Regions from separate parts of the Homo sapiens genome. Here region 2 is linked to region 1. A link is a contact called in ENCODE Hi-C or POLR2A ChIA-PET data. All regions are on one chromosome and are shown on one strand. Each heading gives the region's core, a stretch centred on a gene start or an enhancer-like site at or near the end of the contact. The rest is flanking DNA. Distances are from core to core; before and after follow the strand shown.

What was found. A loop is a pair of places that touch in the nucleus more often than their neighbours do. ChIA-PET counts read pairs that join two places held with the same protein, here RNA polymerase II (POLR2A). Pooled maps may share reads with other maps.
Region 2: a pooled map shows a loop between it and region 1 (3-fold over the local background). The contact joins the promoter of DTYMK here to the enhancer-like site in region 1. A Hi-C loop is called at or near these places in 2 of 50 pooled maps. POLR2A ChIA-PET finds 5 or more read pairs at or near these places in 3 of 52 experiments (H1, RWPE1 and naive thymus-derived CD4-positive, alpha-beta T cell).

The regions. Positions count from the first base shown.
Region 1 is chr2:241,126,566-241,129,085 of GRCh38, reverse strand. PASK (PAS domain containing serine/threonine kinase) reads left to right here. Exons shown (of 18, transcript NM_015148.4): 10 at 1,635-2,520. Among named protein-coding and RNA genes, the nearest start is that of PASK, 22 kb to the left of the region's middle. RefSeq lists a silencer at 915-964 and enhancers at 1,105-1,414, 1,628-1,797, 2,261-2,430. Within about 2 kb of position 1,270, at least 7 of the 41 ENCODE cell types and tissues checked have a DNase peak (open chromatin) inside an H3K27ac peak, as active enhancers do.
Region 2 is chr2:241,684,728-241,688,207 of GRCh38, reverse strand. DTYMK (deoxythymidylate kinase) reads left to right here and starts at 1,393. Exons shown (of 5, transcript NM_012145.4): 1 at 1,393-1,554; 2 at 2,331-2,439. The coding sequence starts at 1,425. It also overlaps a transcript of ING5 not described here. RefSeq lists silencers at 904-1,433, 1,184-1,446, 1,494-1,803.

The DNA of each region.
Region 1 (2,520 bases), core at 21-2,520:
ATGGATGGAGAGCGGGAGAGGGAGGTACAGGGGAGAGAGAGATGGGAGACATGGAGGGAGAGAGGCGGGAGACATGGAGGGAGAGAGGCAGGCAGACGCAGACCCTCAGCCTCCCCCTCAGTTCCCCTCAGAAAACTGCTTTTCCTCAGAACTTGGCTCACAATCCCTTTCTCTGTGGAACCCACCCTTGGGTTGTATCCTTCCTCTTCCGTCTTTTTTTTTTTGAGATGGTCTTGGCCATTGCCCAGGCTGGAGTGCAGTGGTGCGATCACAGCTCACTGCAGCCTAGACTCCTGTGCTCAAGCGAGGTTCCCGCTTCAGCCTCCCAAGTAGCTGAGACTACAGGTGTGTGTCACCACGCTGGCTAATTTTTAAATGTTTTGTAGAGACGAGGTCTCACTATGTTGCCCAGGCTGGTCTCGAACTCCTGGGCTCAGCCTCCCACAGTGCTGGGATTACAGGTGTGGGCCACTGTGCCCGATCCTGTCCTCTTTCTGAGCCTCTGGTATACCTTTATTAGGTTGCTGATGTTAACCTGTGTGTCTGTCCCCGAGTGAGGTGGTGCGGTCACATTCTGTGCATCTGGTGCCCAGTGTCAGTCTGTCATGTGGAGGCCAGTGGCTGGGCTGACAGGAGGCCTGGGTCCCTTGGCTCTGTGATCATCCTGTCTGGACTGTGGCAGCCTCCTCATGGGTCACCATGTGCTGAATGCTGGAGGACATTGTGTGCCACCTCTTAGGAGCCGCCCTCACCAGCCTCCTCTCTCTTTTTCGGCCCGTGTCCCCTTCTTTTTTTGTTTGTGTTTGAGACGGAGTCTCACTCTGTCACCCATCTCACCAGTGAGCTGGTACAATCTCAGCTCACTGCAACCTCTGCCTCCCAGGCTCAAACCATTCTCCTGCCTCAGCCTCCAAGTAGCTGGGATTATAGGTGCCTGCCACCTCACCGGGCTAATTTTTGTATTTTTAGTAGAGACAGGACTTTGCCATGTTGGCCAGTCTGGTCTCGAACCTCCTGACCTCAAGTGATCTGCCCACCTCGGCCTCCCAAAGTGCTGGGATTACAGGCGTGAGCCACCACGCCCGGCCCCCTGGCCCCTGGCCCCTTCTGTGTGGGCCCCATCTGAGAGCCATTTCCCAAATCTGAGAGCCATTTCCCTAGTCGGCTGTGAAATCGGATGGTGTTTGTAGTCAATCAGTTGTTTTTTTACTGTTGTGGAGTTTACCAGGGACTCTCCAATCTCTCTCTCGTTTCCTCTCACACCTCCTCAAGGCAGCAGCACGGACTTCCCCTTGCAGGTGGGGCCGAGGCTAGGCTGCACGGCTGACGGGGGGTTTGGGGGCCCTGAGATGAAGCGAGAGCGCTGACCAAAGCATTGGCAAGTTCTCCTGTACTTTACTGTTGGGCTTTTGGTAGCATTCTCTGCAAAATCATTTCTAAATGTGGACTTAATTTGGAGAAATTTGAGACTAAGTGCTTTATTTTTTAACTTGGTCACAAAATTTGGTCTTTTTCTTGTTATAAATTGGTGGCATTAAATGCTTTGTACTTAGTTCTAATGGAGAATCGGTGCAATCTCTCCTTTTGACTCATCTGTGGCCCTACATGATGGTCACCCATGTCATTATCCCCAGGGTGGACAATGTCCCAGAAGGAAGCCTGCCAGTGCACGGTGAACAGGCGCTGCCCAAGGACCAGCAAATCACTGCCTTGGGGAGAGAGGAACCTGTGGCAATAGAGAGCCCCGGACAGGATCTTCTGGGAGAAAGCAGGTCTGAACCAGTGGATGTGAAGCCATTTGCTTCCTGCGAAGATTCTGAAGCTCCAGTCCCAGCTGAGGATGGGGGCAGTGATGCTGGCATGTGTGGCCTGTGTCAGAAGGCCCAGCTAGAGCGGATGGGAGTCAGTGGTCCCAGCGGTTCAGACCTTTGGGCTGGGGCTGCCGTGGCCAAGCCCCAGGCCAAGGGTCAGCTGGCGGGGGGCAGCCTCCTGATGCACTGCCCTTGCTATGGGAGTGAATGGGGCTTGTGGTGGCGAAGCCAGGACTTGGCCCCCAGCCCCTCTGGGATGGCAGGCCTCTCGTTTGGGACACCTACTCTAGATGAGCCGTGGCTGGGAGTGGAAAACGACCGAGAAGAGCTGCAGACCTGCTTGATTAAGGAGCAGCTGTCCCAGTTGAGCCTTGCAGGAGCCCTGGATGTCCCCCACGCCGAACTCGTTCCGACAGAGTGCCAGGCTGTCACCGCTCCTGTGTCGTCCTGCGATCTGGGAGGCAGAGACCTGTGCGGTGGCTGCACGGGCAGCTCCTCAGCCTGCTATGCCTTGGCCACGGACCTCCCTGGGGGCCTGGAAGCAGTGGAGGCCCAGGAGGTTGATGTGAATTCGTTTTCCTGGAACCTCAAGGAACTCTTTTTCAGTGACCAGACAGACCAAACGTCATCAAATTGTTCCTGTGCTACGTCTGAACTCAGAGAGACACCCTCTTCCTTGGCAGTGGGCTCCGATCCAGATGTAGGCAGT
Region 2 (3,480 bases), core at 144-2,643, 560 kb before region 1:
TCCAGGGCTACACAGATGATTCTGGGAAATGCAGTTCCTACCATTTCTTCTGCTAAGCAGAGAAAGTGATGTCTAGCTGACAACTGACAATATGGCACATATAGATAGTAGTATTTTAGATATCTAAAATAACAAAAAGTCTCACCTGAGAAATGTCCAGGCAGCCTGATATCCCTAAGATAACAGCAAACACTACTGAGCGCTTTCTAGATACCGGGGACACTTCGCGGGACTTTTTCCACCTCTCTATGGCAGAGACAGTTTTTCCTATTATCATCATGACCCACATTTCAGAGGAGTTGGAGGCATGGAAAGAGGAAACAACTTGCCCGTTCCCTCTCCGTGCTATAATTTGTATACATCATCTTTTAAAACGGACTTTTCGGCCAGGCGCGGTGGCTCACGCCTGTAATCCCAGCACTCTGGGAGGCCGAGGCGGGCAGATCACGAGGTCAGATCAAGACCATCCTGGCTAACACGGTGAAACCCCGTCTCTACTAAAAATACAAAAAATTAGCCGGGCGTCGTGGCGGCCGCCTGCAGTCCCAGCTACTCGGGAGGCTGAGGCAGGAGAATCGCTTGAACCCGGGAGGCGGAGGTTGCAGTGAGCAGAGATCGCGCCACCGCACTCCAGCCTGGGTGACAGAGCGAGACTCTGTCTCAAACAAACAAAAACAACAAAAACACACACACGGACTTTCCAGAGCCCTGCAGTTTTGCGCTTCAGGGACAACAGTGAACATTTATCGATCCCATGGTTCTCCTACAATTGCCACGTGGCCAGCGTCTACACAGCCCCCCATCCTGCCCCTGCTGTCAAACACAGCGTTTCCAGAACGCAGTCGTGCTGGGCTCCAGGTGAGCTTTGGGAGGAGCCCCGGCTGAGCCCCTGCACTGGGCCCCGCGCTTCGGGAAGCATCTCGCTCGTTCGTCTCGCGCGCCGCGTGACCGGAGCCCTCACGCTGGCAGCGGGCACCGCAGGGCCCTGAGAGTCGGGCCCGCTGCGCGCAGCCAGGGGCCAACGAGAGCCGACGCTGGGCGGGCAGCGTCCGGGAGCCCCTCCGACCCTGCGCTCCCCTCGTCCGCGCCCTGACCCCGCGTCTCCGGCCGTCCAGCCCGCGCCGCGTCACCTCCCCTCCCGGAGCGAAGGGCCCTGCTCGCCCGAGGACGGAGGCCCGCACGGGACACGGGGCCCCAGTTTCCGCCCCGGAAGCCCAGGACACGGCTCCAGTGGCGGCGCGGCCCAGGGCGCAGGCGCGGGTGTCGGTCCCACCGCGCGTCGTCCTCGCCCCGGCCCCGGCCAATCCCTTCGAATTTGGCCGAGGCCGGGAAATACTAGCTAATCACGGCGCGCGCTGTTGACGCCGGCCAATGGGAGCTCCGGAAGGCTGCGTGGAGACGCCAGCGGCGGGCGGTGGACAGTCATGGCGGCCCGGCGCGGGGCTCTCATAGTGCTGGAGGGCGTGGACCGCGCCGGGAAGAGCACGCAGAGCCGCAAGCTGGTGGAAGCGCTGTGCGCCGCGGGCCACCGCGCCGAACTGCTCCGGTTCCCGGGTGGGTGCGCGCGGCGGGGGGTGCGCCGCGGCCTTCGGTGCCTCTGCCTTCCCAGGGGCTCTTTGCTCCGCTTCGTTGTCTGCGGCTGGCGTGCTGTGAACTGTGCGGTTTTTATTTTGAAAGACGGGCTTTCCCTGTGTCGCCCAGGCTGGAGTGCAGTGGCGCCATCTCGGCCCACGGCAGCCTGGACCTCCCGGGCTCAAGCGATCCTCCCGCCTCAGCCTCCCGGGTAGCCGGGAACATAGGCGCGCGCCACCGCGCCCGGTCCACGCTGCGTGTCTTTAAGTGCGGGGTATGGTGATGACTGACGTGTAAACCCGCGCGAAACCGTGGTGTCTCCCCCAAAAGTCTCCTCCAGCTCTTTTGTAATCCATGTCTCGTTTTTGTGGGTTTTTCTGGTGTTGTGTTTTGTTTGATGGCTGTTCGCGCTTTCAGGGGTTTTATAGCATATATTTAAAAGTTTTCAAGTGAAGCATTGACCTTAATCTTTGGCCACCCAGTCCACAAATTTTATAAATGCTTTCTTTGAAGTCTCTACTTTCTACCCGAGTTCTTTTTTCCTAAAGCATTTTTCATCCCAGCTTGTTTGCAGATTGCTGTTATTGCTCAGAGAAATTCCTTTGGCTTCCGCAGAAGATCCAAGCCTGTCTAGAGATTTAGTAAAGTAAAATTCAACGTGAGACTTGAGTCCGGGAGAAATTCAGTCCAAACTATATTGTAATATAGAGGGAAAGCCTGATCTCACTTGCATTTTGTGTGTTTCTCTTTTTTTCTAGAAAGATCAACTGAAATCGGCAAACTTCTGAGTTCCTACTTGCAAAAGAAAAGTGACGTGGAGGATCACTCGGTGCACCTGCTTTTTTCTGCAAATCGCTGGGAACAAGTGTAAAAACCATTGCACACTGCTCCCTCTGCCCTTGCCACTTTCCTTCCTCCTGAGATTCAGTGAACGCAGCACTCGATTCTGAATGACAGTGACAGTAGTGCTGGGCCTGATGTTCTTCTGTTTAGCAGTCCTGTGGGCAGAGGTGGTGAAGCGCCCTAGTTCCCAAAGGGCGCTAATGAATGCTGTTTCGTCCTCCTGCTCCCCACACCCCATAACTAATAGACTTCAGTTTTTCGGGTTTTTTTAGACGGAGTTCCGCTCTGTCGCCAGGCAGAGGTGTGATCTCGGCTCACTGCAACCTCCGCCTCCCAGGTTCAAGCGATTCTCCTGCGTCAGCCTCCCGAGTAGCTGGGACTACAGGCGCGCCCCAGCATGCTCAGCTAATTTTTGCAATTTTAATTTACTTTATTTTTAAATTTAATTTTTGTATTTTTAGTAGAGACAGGGTTTCACCATGTTGGCCAGGATGGTCTCTCTTGACCTTGTGATCCACTCGCCTCGGCCTCCCAAAGTTCTGGGATTACGCAGGTGTGAGCCACCGTACCTGGCCCTTTTTTTTTTATTTTTAAGACAAGGTATTGCTCTGTGGCCCAGGCTGGAGTGCAGTGGCACCCGATCATGGCTCACTGCAGCCTCAACTTCCTAGGCTCAAGCAGTCCTCCCACCTCAGCATCCTGAGTAGCTTAGGGCCATAGGGGCATGCTACCAAGCCCGGCTAATTTTTTTTTTTTTTTTTAATGTAGAGTCAAGGTCTCACCATATCACGCCCAGGCTGGTCTCAAACCCCTGGCCTCATAGACTTAATGTTTTAAAGATAGCTTTAGGTATATAGAAAAACTGATCAAAAAGTAGAGTATGTAGAGCGCTCCCTACATACTACCCCTGCCTTCCCCCCTTCCCCATTATTTATGTGCTGTGTTATGTTACATTTGTTAAAATTGATAACCAATATTGATACATTAGTAACTGAGTTTATATGAACTCTCCTACCACCTTTTTTTGTTTTACATCATTGTAGTAGGTTTCCTCTTCATTCAACA